Linked DNA regions of Homo sapiens: all the other regions are linked to region 3. A link is an interaction called in ENCODE POLR2A ChIA-PET data of the cell type or tissue named here. Cell type or tissue: OCI-LY7. All regions are shown on one strand. Each heading gives the region's core, and the rest is flanking DNA. Links, peaks and the distances in the headings are about the cores only.

What was found. Peaks named below come from ENCODE experiments on the same cell type or tissue, not always from the same donor. Only the 100,000 strongest peaks of a DNase experiment are listed, where the experiment ranks them.
Region 1: POLR2A ChIA-PET joins it to region 3 with 7 read pairs; 4 of 35 experiments call an interaction of 5 or more read pairs at or near these places.
Region 2: POLR2A ChIA-PET joins it to region 3 with 7 read pairs; 1 of 35 experiments calls an interaction of 5 or more read pairs at or near these places.

What each region holds. Positions count from the first base shown.
Region 1 is chr5:74,688,534-74,693,554 of GRCh38, reverse strand. It overlaps HEXB (hexosaminidase subunit beta), which reads right to left. Exons shown (of 14, transcript NM_000521.4): 2 at 4,082-4,227. Among named protein-coding and RNA genes, the nearest start is that of HEXB, 5.8 kb to the right of the region's middle. In OCI-LY7, for the core only: no CTCF peak of the experiment used is centred there; no DNase peak of the experiment used is centred there.
Region 2 is chr5:73,535,284-73,540,304 of GRCh38, reverse strand. No RefSeq gene overlaps it. Among named protein-coding and RNA genes, the nearest start is that of ANKRA2, 28 kb to the left of the region's middle. In OCI-LY7, for the core only: CTCF peaks have their summits at 3,064 and 3,269 (motif pointing right); a DNase peak (open chromatin) is centred at 3,324.
Region 3 is chr5:74,628,288-74,634,761 of GRCh38, reverse strand. It overlaps ENC1 (ectodermal-neural cortex 1), which reads left to right. Exons shown (of 3, transcript NM_003633.4): 2 at 1-78; 3 at 4,770-6,474. The coding sequence ends at 46. Among named protein-coding and RNA genes, the nearest start is that of ENC1, 9.2 kb to the left of the region's middle. RefSeq lists an enhancer at 3,040-3,853. In OCI-LY7, for the core only: no CTCF peak of the experiment used is centred there; a DNase peak (open chromatin) is centred at 3,001; H3K4me3 peaks cover 1,211 bases; H3K27ac peaks cover 2,025 bases.

The sequences.
Region 1 (5,021 bases), core at 1,022-5,021, 59 kb before region 3:
TTTCTGGACTATTATTTTCTCCCAAGCACATGACCTATTTCTCTAACTGCCTCCTGTACATCTCCATTTGGATGTCCTGCAGGTTCCTTCGACTCCACATGCCCCAACAGAACTCTTCCCTCCCTCCTCCGCACACTTCAACCTGCTGGTCTTCTGTGTTCCTCATTTCAGTGAGTCACAGCACCACCATCCAGTCACTTGAGTCACTCAGAACGGGAATTTGGGTGTCAACTCCATGTTTCCTCATTTTCCTAAAAGAGTTAGTCTCTCCAACTTCTCCTCAACAGAGTAGGGTCCTAGTTAAGCTAAGAGTTTAGTTGAAAGTGCAAACATTCCTCAGTTCCTACTAATCCTTGGTAACGCCCTAGGTGTCGCTCAAATCTACTCCCTTTAAGGCCAGAGAGTATCTCCACTCTTTTGCATTCAGAATTTTCTACTTGCCCTGTACCCACCTTCCCTCAGTATCATCCAAATCTGCCTTAAGACTTACTCTCCAAATCCCTTTAGCTTAGTTCAGCTTTGTCTCACTCAATAAAAATAATTCAGCTTTGTCCCACTCAATTAAAAGTTCACATCATCCAGAATGGGACTCCAGTTAGCTGCTTCTGGTGAGAGGCTAATCTTTCAATCTTTGAAGCACACTCTAAGGTTGGCCCAATAGTCATTTAGTCTTTTAGAGAGGTCTGGAGTGGAATCAACCACATAGTAAACCCACAGATGGTAAAGAGATTGAAAGCTAAAGGGTGTAACAGCTTTGGACTTTGCCACGGCAAAGACACTGATGGGCTGGAGATTAATGATTTAATACTGTGTCCTCTGGGGTGGTTTATCACCTTCTACCACCACCACCATTCAGATGCTCACAGAATAGTTAGCTGCAGGTAGGCAAAAGTGCTCTATCAGTAGTGTGAGCATCTCAGGTGATAGTCTTCTGACAAGATAGCCTTTTCCATTAGATAACCACACTCCATTAGATGAGTTAGCCAATGCCAGGCTAAGAACTATATTGCTATTTATGAGCATAGTCTAATTATGTTTCCTCTACATCTATAGCAAATTCTTGTGTTGTTGTTGAGACAGAGTCTCACTGTGCTGCCCAGGCTGGAGTGGAGTGGCACAATCACGGTTCATTGCAGCCTCGACCTCCCAAGTAGCTGGGACTGTAGGCATGTGCCACCACGCCTGGCTAATTTTTCTCTTTCTTTTTTTTTTTTTTTTTTGTAGAGACAGGGTTTTGCCATGTTGCCCAGGCTGGTCTTGAACTCCTGGGCTCAAGCCATCTACCGGCCTCAGCCTCCCAAAGTGTTGGGATTACAGGTGTCAGCTACTGTACCCAGCCTGTATCAAATTCTTAATCAGCTACCTAGAGCTCACTGCTCCATTGGTCACTGTTTAAAAACATTTTTTTGCCACATTCTAGTTTTGAGATCTTCCAGAAATAGCACAGTCACCTAAAAAACATTAATATATTGCATATATTTGATACCAATTATTTTCTAATAGTTGACAACTGGCTGATATTAAACAGGACTGTAATTCAACTCAGTGGAAAATACATATAACAATTAGAAATTTGGTTTTCTAAATATATGGACACATAGCTATAGAATTTCCATTTTTACTTCACAACCAAGTTATTAGTGTTAACAATGATCACTTCCCTGAAGTGTGAAAGGAATTATATCATTGACTTTTCAGTTAGCCCATTCTGTATCTTTTTGCACCATAAATACATTTGTTTTGGAGGGTGAATATACAAATGACATATCTATATATTCTGTTTAAAAGCAATATAATATAGATAAGGCTAAAATCTCCTTTGAGATACTCACCTAACTCCCTCTACCTTCCTCAGAGGAAATACTTATCGGGCATTTTCTTAGGCTTGACATAGATGTACACGGAAGGAGAAAATATAGTATTGCTTTATGCGTGTGTTCCTGCACGTGTGTTGATATATAAACAGGGTCCACCTCTACACATAATTATACAGCTTCCTTTGTTCAACTCAGCAGTTTATCTTGTCAGTTCTCCATGTGTGTTCTCAGTAATACTGCTTCTTTATTCTTAACTGTTGTGATTATACTGTTTAGTATAGATTGACAAGATGTATTTAGCCATTCCTCTATTGATGGACATTGAGTTTTATTGACAGTTCTTCACATTACAGGCAAACTGCATCAAACATCCTTGATTTATGTGTCCATTTATCTGCAGTAAAAACTAGTCCACTTCTCAGGGCATGCATATTTTTATTTTTAATAAATAGTGGTGCTTTAACATGTGTCACCTCCTCCAACATGTCCTCCCACTCTGGACATTTGATATCTTGTTATTTCCATTCATATGTGTTACTTTTATCATCATCATCAACTAGTTTAAAGACTAAAAACTAGTTTATTCTTCAGCTGAAAATTTCACAATAACCTTGTCTCAAGAAACTTCCCTTTCAGAATAAAGAGGGTTTGTAGAACTGACTGAAAGATAAGCTATGACTCTCTAGTCTCGATACATTTCATTTTGTGGAATTTACAATCTGTTATCTGTATTGCCAATGGACAGCAAAGATTCCTTGGCAACGTAATGACCATTTCCATCTCAATTCAGGTTGCAAAACCTACTTCACATGGTGTCTGAGTGCTGAGTATCAATTGAAATGATACCTGATGTTGGTGAATTTTCCTATTTCTCTTCTAAGAACAGCTATGGAATTGAAGAGAAAGAAAGCTTTTTTTCAAAGAGATGTATTATTGAGAAATCTCATCTAAACCAGCAGGATGAAGACATGTACTTAACTGTGAGGCAGTCTGGGGGTAATGGAGTTGCTCTTTTCTCTAAATTTGTGGCATCCTATCTTTTTTTTTTTTTTTTTTTTTTTTTTTTTTTTTTTTTTTTTTTTTTTTTTGAGACTGTCTCACTCTGTCCCCCAGGCTGGAGTGCAGCGGCATGATTGCAGCTCACTGCAACCTCTGCCTCCTGGGTTCAAGTGATTCTCCTGCCTCAGCCTCCCGAGTAGCTGGGATTACAGGTACGCACCAACACGCTTGGCTAACTTTTTGTATTTTTTAGTAGGGATGCAGTTTCAGCATATTGGCCAGGCTGGTCTTGAACTCCTGGCCTTAAGTGATCCACCCACCTCAGCCTCCCAAAGTGCTGGGATTACAGGTATGAGCCACAGCGTCCAGCCTCTATCTTTACACTTAGTTCCCCTGTCTGCTCTTTCTTGCACGAATCTTATATTACACATGTCCTTATACTGCCCTTCTTTGATTCCTTGGTGCAATTCCACATTATTCTCAGGCAGTATACCCTATAGAAATGGCACGCCCACTTATTTGTTCTAAAACAATTTGGGAAAAGCCCTAGAGAATAACGTTTTAGGCAACAACGAGGACAAAATCATACAGCTAAATGTTGATTATATTGTACAGCAGATTACAAATGAAACTGCTGTACCCACCCTCTCCCCTAGCTCTGCATTATCTTTCTGTAAAATTAGATTATAAATAGAGATCATGGATACAGATGTTTTCAAAGACAAAAAGTTAAGAAATTACCTAGATGTCCAAAAGAGATTACCCAAGTCAGCTCATCCATATAGTGACAGAACATTATTCAGCCATTGAAAATGATATCACAGAAAACTAGTGAAATTCATGTTTAATTTATAATGTATTTTGCAAAAAAGCATGATATAAAAATACAACAAAAATACAAGAAGCACATGTACAGAATTACTGCCATTTTCATGTCAATGCTTATCATGTTTGTATTTATGTCTATGTAAAATGTTTACATGTTTTACTCTGCAAAAAAATACACCTAAAATGACAGTGATTAATTCTATCTGCTGGGATTATGAGTGATTTATTTCTTCTTCTGCACTTACTGTACTTAATAAATTTTCCACAAAGACTATGTACTACTTTTATAATCAGACTTTAAAGGTTATTTTTAAAATAGGAATCATAAACTCACTGGTTGAGAACTCAGTGGTTCCTAGCATGGAGTCAGTTTTTGGCACTTAAGTCCGTCAGCGAGCACCTGGGATATAATACACTCACATTGCATAGGTACTTACAAGACTCATCTGAAGATATGTTGGGGAAAGCATCACACTCTGACTGAAGGGTGATTGAGACAAGAAGTTGCTGAACCTGGGTTTTAGCCTGGAATTCAGCAGGTTCATGATGCCACTTGTAGAAACCAAAAATATAGCCATGATATCTGTTTGAGAAATAAATGTAAACACATTTTAGAAGGATTTTAGCCAAATTTTTAAAACAGATGTGCTAGTAACATTGTAGTTAACTCCTCAAATCCATGCTGCCCATTGTAAGTCCAACTAGAGATTCTCACCCCAAGCTGTACATTAGAATCACTTGGGAAGTTTTTTGAAAATCCCAACGTCCATGCCTTCAGAATCAGAATCTATTAGAATGGGATTCAGGCATGGGAATTTTAAATGCTTCCCCACACTCTGAAGTGACATATGAAGCCCCGTTAAGAACCAATAATGAAACCATCATGGTAATCCATCACTCTTGGGAATGAAAAACCAATTCTGACCAGTGATAGGATGTGGGGGTTAGGGGGAGTTCTGAGCAAATCACAAGAAAACTTCGTTTCTCTGTATGTGAGAGCTGGACTAGTTGCCACTACACTAAAGTGGACAGAGCAGAGATGGAAAGAATATGGATCCCTGGTAACACTGTTGAGCCACTTGGTCAACTTGCCCTAAATTCATCCCTACTTTTGGACATCCTAATGTGTGAAATAAGTTTTCCTATTGTTTGAGCCAGATTGAGTCAGAGTTCCTGTTACCTTCCTGCAAAAGTATCCTAGCTTACATATAAAGCCCCAAAAGAAGGTCCAGAATTCTCACCAGAGCCTTTAAAATTTACTTTTTGTTGGCCAGCTGCAGTGGCTCATGCCTGTAATCCCAGCACTTTGGGAGGCCAAGGCGGGAGGATCACGAGGTCAGGAGTTCAAGACCAGCCCGGCCCACATAGTGAAACTAA
Region 2 (5,021 bases), core at 1,022-5,021, 1.1 Mb after region 3:
AGGTAACAGGAGTCTCTTCTCTTTCCACTGCAAAGGATGTGCCTTCAGATCATCTGAATCATAAAAAAGGTGACATTTCTACTTTTTTCAAAAATAAATAAAAGAGCCCTCCTAAGCAGGAACCCCTCAGTTATGTCACAAGAGCCTTCCAGTAACAACTTCTCTCTGTCATAGCCAATGGCTTAAAGGCACCCAAAGTCCCAGTAAGGTTTTCCCAGACTCTAGTTCCTGGGAAGCTTTACTTGGAAGACAGTTGCAGATAAACGCCAAGCAACCAAGCTGATGGGGAAGAAACCCACTGCCTGGGTCACGCTCAGTCCTTCAGGGTTTCCAGGGACCAAAGATTATGCACAAGAACAGCCCAGTCATATCTACTACCAGTCACTTCCAATAACCAACTTTGCATAAATGTCAATATGTGTCTGCTGACATATATACAACATGCACCCATATGCACATCTTTATAATAGTTTCATTATAATGACATACTTTCAAAAAGTTATTGGCATACATAAACATATGCCCATCTCCAATTAAAATAAACATATACTTAAGCTGTTTTTAGTTTCTGCTTCATAAGTTATAAATAGGCTAAACCATTTACAAAATAATAAAATCCAGCACTAATCTTTCTGTCTGCCGAAGACCATTTTCTGTGATCCTTACCTGAGCACATTTTTCAAGGCCACAGGACTGGGGGGTCAGATTTTCTGCATCTCCAGGTGCCTGGGTCATGCTGGTTTATAATCCTTCTGGCAGCTGGGCACAGTGGTGCATGCCTGTAATCCTGGCACCTTGGGAGGCCAAAGCAGGTGGATCACTTTAGGCCAGGAGTTTGAGACCAGCCTGGCCAACATGGTGAAACCCCACCTCTACTAAAAATGCAGAAATTAGCTGGGCATGATGGTGCACACCTGCAATCCCAGCTACTGGGATGCTGGGGCAGAAGAATCTCTTGAACCTGGGAGGCGGAGGTTACAGTGAGCCAATTTGTGACACTGCGCTGCAGCCTGGGCAACGGAATGAGACTCTGTCGAAAAAAAAAAAAAAAGGCTTCTGGCAGAAATTTAGTCAGGACCTGGGAAGGATTATTTCAAATTAGGTCCATCAAGAGGAAAAGGGGGAAGGAATTCCCAAGTGACACCACCCCTCCCGCCCCACGACAGTTTGAGGATGCCTCTGTCTTCACCTGTTTTGTGCAGATCTGGGTTCATTGTCTCCTAGTCACAAGCTTCCCCACAGCTTCTAGAAGGGTCCATTTTGGAAACTACAGGGGGCTCTGAGGTTTGGCTTTTTGAAGTTCTGAGAGAGGTATCTGCTCCAGCTCAGGAGGTCCCTACGTACCTGCCAGGTAAATGCAAGTTTACCTGGGAGAGAGTCAAGCCTGCTCTTGAGTCCTAGGGCTTAAAGTCTCAGCAGCTTACACAGAAAACTGTGTTCCTCAGCCCACTCGCTGAGCAGGACTTGAAGTCCTTGGCAATGCTCTAATGGCAGTCCCTTAGGAAAATAATTTGTCATCAATTTAAACCCTAAAAATAGACTACATTCCTTACACTACATAGACTTACAACCAACCTTTTTGATTTTTTTCCAAATATTTTATTTTATTTATTTTATTTCTGAGACAGGGTCTTACTCTGTCGCCCAGACTGGAGTGCAGTGGCATGGTCATGGGTCATGGCAGTCTCAACTTCCCTGGACTCAGGTGATCCTCCCACCTCAGCCTCTGGAGTAGTTTGGCCTACAGGCACATGCCACCATGCCAGGTTAATTTTATTATATTTTTTGTAGAAATAGGGTTTCATCATGTTGCCCAGGCTGGTCCTGAACTCCGGGACTGAAGGGGTCCACCTACCTTGGCCTCCCAAAGTGCTGGGATTACAGGTGTGAGCCACTGCACCTGACCTCAGATATTTTAAGCCAAAAAAAATTTTACCTGAAAAAATTTGTTTCAACTACCAGGCACTTGGCAAAACACTCTCCAAATATTATTTCAGTGATTCTCGTCATACGTTTGTATAGAGCTTTAAATAGTTACCAATGGCCAGGTGCAGTAGCTCACACCTGTAATCCCAGCACTTTGGGAGGCTGAGGCCGGTGGATCACTTGAGGTCAGGAGTTCGAGACCAGCTTGGCCAACACAGCAAAACCCCATCTCCACAAAAAATACAAAAATTAGCTGGGTGTGTTGCCACATGCCTGTAGTCCCAGCTACTTGGGGAGGCTGAGGCAGGAGAATCACTTGAACCTGGGAGGCAGAGGTTGCAGTGAGCAGAGATTAAGCCACTGCACTCCAGCCTGGGCAACAGAGCGAAACTTGTCTCAAAAAAAAAAAAAAAAAAAAAAAAAAGGCTGGGTGCAGTGGTTCACGCCTGTAATCCCAGCATTTTGGGAGGCCGAGGTGGGCAGATCACCTGAGGTCAGGAATTTGAGACCAGCCTGGTCAACATGGCAAAATCCTGTCTCTACTAAAAATACAAAATCAGCTGGGCATGGCGACACATGCCTTAATCCCAGCTACTTGAGAGGCTGAGGTAGGAGAATCGCTTGAACCCGGGAGTCAGAGATTGCAGTGAACCGAGTTAATGCCATTGCACTCCAGCCTGGGCAACAAGAGTGAAACTCCGTTTCAAAAAAAAAAAAAAGTTACCAAAATGCTTCCACACATGGCCTCATTGGATTCCCCCAGGAGACCCTCAGAGTTGGTAGGACTTGGAAGCATTGATTTGACAAGCAAGGAAACTAAGACCCAAGGGGTTATAAAGACTTGCACAGCTAGTAAATAACAGTAAAGCACTCGGGCCTCCCAAGCGTTTTCAAAGTTCATGCTCAAAATAGAAATGGAGGACTCTATCTTGGCATTTTCTAAGCTGAAATACTGAGGCAAAAAGCAAAAAACAAAAAACAGGAAGGCTATCTTCTGAGACCTGCTATTAAATTTTTTATTTGAGAGAGAAGATGCCAACTGTAAATAATTTCCTATTGTCTACATTTTGCAAAAGAAAGAAGGAAAGAATAACAGGGCTAAATGTAAGTTCTGACGTAAGAGCCTTCTCTATAAGCAGCTTGGAGGCCGCCACATGTGCTGCTCCTACGCTGTAAGCTGCGCACTTGTCACTTGCTTTGCACAACAGTGATATGCCATCAATGCTGTGTGCCAACTAGGACTCAGGAAGTCAAATTATAGTTTAGGATCAGGATCATTATTTAAAGGTGTACTATGGTAAATTTATGGTAATTTTTTCCCCCTCATTTTAACCGCTCTGAAAGCAGGATGCAGTCAATGCTGTCGTACAACAACTGTCCGCCAGGTGGCAGTCGTGATGTAGTACGAAATGTGAAAAATCATTGACATCTGTTAGGATCCAGCAATAGTAGGCCGGGCACGGTGGCTCACGCCTGTAATCCCAACACTTTGGGAGGCCGAGGCGGGTGGATCACCTGAGGTCAGGAGTTACAGGCACGCACCATCATATCCAGCTAATTAATTTAAAAAAATTTTTTTTAGAGACAGGGTGTCACTATGTTGCCCAGGCTGGTCTCAAATTCCTAGACTTAAATCCTCCTGCCTTGACCTCTCAAAGTGCTAGGATTACAGGCACGAGCCACCGCACCTAGCCATGTTCACTCTTATGGATGGCAATGACAATTATAATGCAAACATTTTAGCTGTTAGCTTGTGGGACAAACCTCTTCCAGGGTGGAGAGTGGAGTCAGCAGTACACATGTATCACCCTTTAATCTCTCAGTAGTTTCCTATTCTTGCCTCTGCAAATTATCTCAAATTTAGTGGCTTAAAACACACAAATTTGTTTTCTTAGAATTCTGTAGAAGTCCAATGAGAATCCCTCTTTGCTAAGATCAAGGTGTCGGCAGGTCTGTGTGTCTCCCTTTCTGAAAGGCTTAGGGGAGAATCCGCTTCCTCACCCTTTCCAGTGTCTAGAGGCTGCCACAGCCCCGGGCTCTCAGCCTCTTCTCGGTCTGTAAAGCCAGCAATGCCGCATCACTCTGGCCCCACTTCTGTCATCTTAGCTCCCTCTGATTCTCTCTTCTGCCTCCTTCTTTGACTTTTAAGAGTGGTTGTGCGGCCGGGAGCGATGGCTCACACTTGTAATCCCGGCACTTTGGGAGGCCGAGGTGGGCGGATCACCTGAGGTCAGGAGTTCAAGACCAGCCTGACCAACATGGAGAAACCCTGTCTCTACTAAAAATACAAAATTAGCCAGGCGTGGTGGCGCAAGCCTGTAATCCCAGCTACTTGGGAGGCTGAGGCAGGAGAATCGCTTGAACCCAGGAGGTGGAGATTGCGGTGAGCCGAGACCGTGCCATTGTACTCCAGCCTGGGCAACAGGAGTGAGACTCTGTCTCAAAAAAAAAAAAAAAAAATTCTGTTGTGCTTACACTGGCCTCACTCAGATAATCTAGGATAGTCTTCCTATTTTACGGTTGACTGATTAGCAACCTTAAATCCTCTCTGCCATGTAACCTAACAAAGTCACAGGTCCTGGGAATTAGGATGTGGATATCTTTGATCTCTGGGGGCCTATTATTCTGCCTACTAAAGTCCTTCTCTGTCTTCTACAATACTTAAAATGAATCTCAAAGCCCCAGTTTAAGAAAAAAGTGGCCATTTCCCCTTTCTCTTATCCATTGGTGTAGCTCTCCTTGAATGGTTGCCACGATCTTCAAAGAGAGGCTCCGAGCTCATTACTGTCTCCCATTTACAGTGTTAAGAAGGTGCTTCAATTTCTTTCCAGGATGAGGAAGTCATTTCAATTTGCCATAAATCTCTGTGCCCATCACTGCCCTGACCTTGTAATAATTAAATCTGCTACATGTCTTTTTCCCTTTCAATAGCTAAAACCTCAACCCTCCTCCTGAGGAAAAACATCTGCCCTCAGCCTTCTCAGAGTGTCTATCACCTTCACTTTCTCTGTCTCGATGGTTTATGGGAAGTCTTTTGACTAAAAGACAATGATTTGCTCTTGTCTTTTAAGCTGCCTTCATTTTGCTGAGTTTCT
Region 3 (6,474 bases), core at 1,143-5,142:
GATTCCTACTGCATTTGTCAGCACCTGGAAACATCTGCCTTCTTAAATGCAGTACATTCTAAAGAGAGTGAGCATGAGGTAAGAAGTTTAGCTATAGATGTAAGTATGCATATAATTAGGCTATTGTGTAAGTTCAGTACATGGGGTGAGATCTGATCCACAGAGACTGTACTGCAGAAGTACTACCAAAGCTGTAAAAATAAGAGAGCTGGTGCCCCTAGAACTTATCCACTTGTGTTGACCACAGCCTCAGCCCCCACCATGGCATTAGCCAGTGGTTCTCAGCTTTTACTGAGCCTCAGAATCTCCTGAAGAGCTTTTTATTTATTTTATTATTATTATTATTATTTGAGACAGAGTCTCGCTCTGTCACCCAGGCTAGAGTGCAGTGGCATGATCTTGGCTCACTGCAAGCTCCGCCTCCTGGGTTCACACCATTCTCCTGCCTCAGCCTCCCGAATAGCTGGGATACAGGCGCCCACCACCAGGCCTAGCTAATTTTTTGTATTTTTAGTAGAGACGGGGTTTCACCATGTTGGCCAGGATGGTCTTGATCTCCTGACCTCATGATCCGCCCGCCTCGGCCTCACAAAGTGCTGGGATTACAGGCATAAGCCACCGCACCCGGCCCTGAAGAGCTTTTTTAAAAACTGCCCATCCCAGAGACTTAGTTTCATTTGGTCTGGGGTGGGGTCCAAGCATCAGTATTTTTAAAAAGTTTCCGGATGATTCCAATGAACAACCAAGTTGAGAACCCCTGACCTCTGTTAAGTATGCCAGCTAATGTTTATTGAGCCCTCACTGTGTGCTTGCAGCGGTGCCACGTGTTTCCCACGGATCATCTCATTCTATCCTCACAACAACCCCGTGGGGAATTATTACTAGCTTCATTTTATAGATGAAAAAACCTTCATGCATTACGGAGGCTAAGCTGCCCGAGTTAGCAGAGCTTAGTAAGAGGTGGAGCTGGTTAGGAAGTCAATGCAGGGGGTCTGGCTCTAGGGCATCAGCACTGGAGCATCGTGTTGCACTGCCACCGAATAAACTTGAGCTTCACATCCATGACACCAATGTCATCCCAGGTGATACTTCATTTATATTCAAATTTTGCTTCCTCAAACCCTTTGTAGAATGATTAGGGTTTAAAAATGTATTGCTCAAATTCATTCCTAGTTTATTCTCTCCAAAATTATTAGCTTATTTTAAATGTTTTACTTAAAAAGTAGCCCCCTTTAAGGCGTTTATTACCTTTAAAGATAAATCTATATCTGTCTTTGTAAAAGGTTGCATGTACATAGCAGAAATTTGTGCAGATAACACAGAGCCACCTAAACTTCCCAAACTATGGCCTTTCAGAGTTAATCAGTCAGGCCGACCCTATTGTCAAGGCTAACAAAAGTTGTGTTTCTGAGTCATATATCTGAGTACATAATAGTTGTCTGTGTATTTAAGAGTATAGAATACTCTTGGCTCAAATAATTAATAGGCCTACACAGTTCAGAGTTCGCAAAGCTCACGGCTGCTTTGCTGCTAAGCATTCTTAGGATTGGCCCCAGGAATCGCTTAGGCATGTGTAAGTATAGCCCAGCGCACACAGGATGTGTTGACTTGTTTTGGTGATTCATGGGCTTATTACTAATAATAAGAGAAGAAAGTAACTGCTTTGGAGGAACTACAATGAAAACAAACTCATTTACTTGGGAACTTTTGGCTCTGTTTTCCCTAGTATGTTTCACACCTTTGAAGGGGACTTCAAAGGGAGAAAAGGAGATCTAGGCCTAGTGGCAAGCTAAGCACAGAGGGGTTTCATCTCATTGGTCTTTTCTTTCCCTGTCCCTTACAGCTCATTTAGAAACATCATTAAACTTGGCCTCACTCTCACATTTCAGCTTGCCATTTTATTTTCTTTTTGAGACAGAGTCTTATTCTATTTCCCAGGCTGGGGTGCAATGGTGCTATCTCAGCTCGCTGCAACCTCCGCCTCCTGGGTTCAAGGGATTCTCCTGCCTCAGCCTTCCAAGTAGCTGGGATTACAGTGCCCGCCACCACGTCGGGCTTTTTTGTATTTTTAGTAGAGATGGGGTTTCACCATGTTGGTAAAGCTGGTCTTGAACTCCTGACCTCAAGTGATCCACCCATCTCAGCCTCCCAAAGTGCTGGGATTACAGGCGTGAGCCACCGCACTTGGCCTCCAGCTTGCTATTTTTTTTACTTCTTCAGTTATCTCTTCCAGCCTTCGTACAGTTATCAGAGTTCTGAGTTATGTCATGCTTTCCTGGAATGAAACTCCTTCAAAGCAGCAGGAACAATCAGACACCTCCTCTGGGGAGCAACTGGGCTAATAGTGTCTCACACCAAACTGGTTTTTTGTAGCCTTGCTGGCATCTCAGTAATCTTGAATAAACAAATGCTCTGAAAGTGGTTATTTCATTTGAGATATGAATGCATGACTCACCTCTAAAGCAGGTTTAAAGAACCTCCTAGGCGAAAGCATCAATTAACAGCACACTTAGTTGGGTGTTAGTCCAGAACTGACTATATTTGCACAGAAGAGCCATAAAAATTGCTACCAGGGTGGTGGTACATAAAAAATGACAATGGGCAGGCTGGCTGGAATCCTTGGAACAAGGTAAGGAAATTGAGGCAGAAAGAGGAGAGAAGCCACATGTGTATTCTGGCCCTAGTTTTAAGTTCTAGACCTTCCTGAGTTTTAGGTTGCTTCTCTGTCAAATGAGTGGTTTGATCTTTAATCTCCTGTGATCTGTCCCAACTCAGACTTGGGTCAATTGATAGGGGAGTTAAAAGAGGCGAAAATACCTAGCCCAGTGCTTGACGTGTAGTAACTTACTGTGAGATAATGGCAGTGGAATTAGCTTTCTGTGTGGTAGGAAAATGAGGTTTCTTTGACTATTATCTGCTTGTTATCTTTAGACTTCACTTTTGGTTCCTCCTTTTTCAGCCCAGAGTGAACATGTTGGCAAACACTTGACTTCACCCTACCCTGGGTGTTTGAACTGAATCATACCCTTCCGGTCGCTGGGAAACAGAGCAAGTAAAGTGTTAAGTTATATGTGAAATAACATCCTCTTCACCCTTGGCGCTACCAGTGAGAGAGTCAAGCACATGAAAACTAAATTTGACAGGGCCAAGTTTGCTGCTTTTAAAGGGCAGCGTAAGCGCCTGATCAAAGCCACTCTTTGAATTTCCGACAGGGAGAATGTTGGTTAAAATTTCTAAAGTTTACTACACAAGATAGTGCTAAAACATTTAAGAGGGGGTTGGAGTGCCTTAAAGTGCTGGGTAGGTGGGTCTCAGTCCCAAACTGCAAATTCCTCTGCCCTCCAAATGTAGGTGCTAACGGAATTAATAGAGTGTTTAACAGAAAGTTTCCCTAGGTCTTAAAGCTCATCCACCTAGGAGGTTTTATCTGCCTCCTGCTGCTCTGCCAGTGGGTGGGAAGGGCAGAAAGGAAATTACTTTGATTATCCTCTGTTTTCATGGTGCCGTGTGGCCTCAACCTAACTTAGGCTTTGATTTGCTTTGTTTCTTCTCTAGATTTTGTTGTTGTTGTTGTTGTTGTGTGTCCTTTTTTTTTTTATTATCGTTCCTGTTTGAATATGCAATTTTTTGGGGGGAGGGTGTGTGTATTCCTTTTTTCCTGTTTGAATATGCATTGTCTTGAAATTTTATATTATTATAAGATACATTCTTTTGGCCTAATGTTGACATATAGGTTACAAGGAGGTGGAGGTGGGGCAATGACACCGTAGTCTAAGGCATGCCTTGAAAGCTTGAATCACTGTTAGGAAACAGCCAAAAGAAACAACTCATGAAATGAATCAGGCTTCTGAACACACAAAAGCAAAGAATTCAGTGCAAGGTCATGAGTGGCTCCTCCAGAATTCCCTTTGTCTGTACTTAGACTTACAGCAATAGGGATACAAAAGCCCTCTGCACAATTTCCCCAGATGAAATGAGAAATAAATAAATGGGAAGAGTAAGCAGTGTGAGGAAATGCAAGCTCTATGAAATGTGCAGGCTTTGTGGTTACGGCACTTTGAATTGATATTCACACTTGATGTACGTAGATTCTGTAGCACTGGCATGCCGTAGCTGCTGGCACCTACGTGTGGACTGACGAACTTTGAGAATAAACTCCAAACTTGGGCTGTTGAGGCCTGATACATTGTCATGTGAAAGGAAGCGAGACTGATTTCTGCCATAATGGATAACAGAGATGCATTTAAATAAGAGGATTAGTATGTCTGCCTCCTAGATGGTAAAGTTAATTTGGAATCTTTCATGGTACATGGGCCAAGGAGGGTTTGCACAGGAATCTCCCTTCTTTTCACCCCTTAGTGATCACTTTACAGTCGCTCTGTTTAACCACAGAAAGAAATTTTATGAATGTTGGAAGCAGAAGATGGCAACTCCTAATAGCATCTAGACATATAGGTTTGGATTTGAAAGTGTGTATGCTTAGGAAAGAAGTGAAGGTCCTTCTTTAGACACCACTGTTTTTGTCAGGCCAGCCATCTGCATGGATGTGTACGTGCACACGTGTGTGCATTTAAGGCAAGTACTTTAAATATCTTTGCACAGTTCCTACTGAACATGTAAGACCTTTGGAAGCAATATTGTCCAGCTCCATACCAAGTTTAATTTAAAAAAAAATTTTGTGGCTAATAAGAAAAATTTAAAAACTATGGCATCACACAAATCCTTCATGCTTTTTTGTTTTGTTTTTTTTCCTTTTCCTTCTATTTCAGCTCACTCCATCACTCGATGAGATAATATGAGATTTCTACTTCGGAGAGGCCAAGTCTAATGAAGAGAAAAAAAGGAAAAGAAGTTGCAAGACTCGAATAAAATCTGCTGCACCTTGTAAATGCTCTAACTGGACATGAAGGAAAGGGGCGAGGGAGGGGGGTGGGATTTTTGGTGCAAGTAGCACATGGTTTAAATATGAATGAACAAACCTGTGATCTAGTCCTTGTCTTGTAATTGTGGATTAATGTCAATGTTAATCAGCCCCTCAAAGGGAGAGAAAAGCTGGACCTTTTCCCTTGCTGTACCATATTCAGCATTTGATTTCCATGGGCCCCACCATTTATGTGTAGAATTTGAAATGGTTGTCACCTCTCTCTGAGGACAGAGCTTGAAGCCTCCACACCAGCTGCTGCTGGAGATTCAAAGCCCAACTGTGGGTCCGAGAGGGAAGCTGGCTGGGCTGGCTGAAGAATGAAGACCACTGGACTCTCCGTTAATCTCTAAGGGGTCTGCTCCCCAGGAACGTTTCTGAACAATGGGGACTTTGTTGGTAGCCATTTGGTAGATGTTCTTTTCTATTTATAAGTGACTTTAAACTTTCCCTTGGCTGTTAAGAAGTTTGTTATAGATTTAGCTATTTATTGTTCGATGCCTGCATGCTGAAACAATGCCTACAGCTGTCTTCACATGTATGGACGTGTGTGAATGGTTGTACGTTTTGCACATTTTGTGGCTGTTGAGATGTGCTTTGCTGCACAAACATGAAAATTTTTGAGTTACAATTTGGAGCATAACTGGAGGGTGGGTTGGGGAGGGGTGGATTTTTAAAATGTCAAGACAGGGAAGGATGACAAAATGGAAATTTAAATGACATCCTAGAGGTAGAGAAACCGTGGAGATCGCTTTTCTCAGACTCACCAACTTTTAATGGGATTTCATGGGGTTTGGTTGTGCTGATAGGGTAAGGGGAGGCTGCTTTCTGCCCTTCTCCCCACTCCCATCTGATTTACTTAATTCAGTCTCAGCTGCTGAAATTTGGAAAGGACCAAATTGCTTTACAGTTTTTTTCTTTGTGTAGTATCTTGAAATCCTGGAAAATTCTATGGAATAGTTCTGTATATAGGGCACAAGTAAAGGCATTGTCCAAAGTTTATTTATTTATTTATTACCCTAAGAATGCTTTGCCATAACCACATTTAATGGGAAAAACGGCAGTATCACAGATGTAAATTAACTCACCAGATTTACTGGGCCTGAACTCATTCTCTTCTTGCTATATGATTTAGCAAGTTCTAGAAGGTCTCCAAGACAATAATTACATTGGCACAATGTATACTTCAGTGCTCACCCGTAGGCAAATCTCTTTTTAAAAAACTCTTTGGTGCACAAGTAACACATTTGGCCACAAAACACCAAAGAATTGTAGGCAGTGGCCCCTATTGAGAAGTTTTCCGGTAGAGTTGGAAATCAGTTGTGAATACATTCTTTGCTAGTTGGAGTGCTTGTTTACTAAGCATGTGCCGTCGTAGGTATTAGTGCTAGTCTCAGATAGGTGCTTCCCCTGAGGTGCAGGGGAAGACCAAAGTTTGCAACTCGAACTGCTTTCGTCCATGTTTCTCACATTGCTGTATTTTAGAAAATAGGGGTTAAGACTGATAACAACCTTTTACATTGTGACTGTGTTTGCATTGTCTAATGACAGAT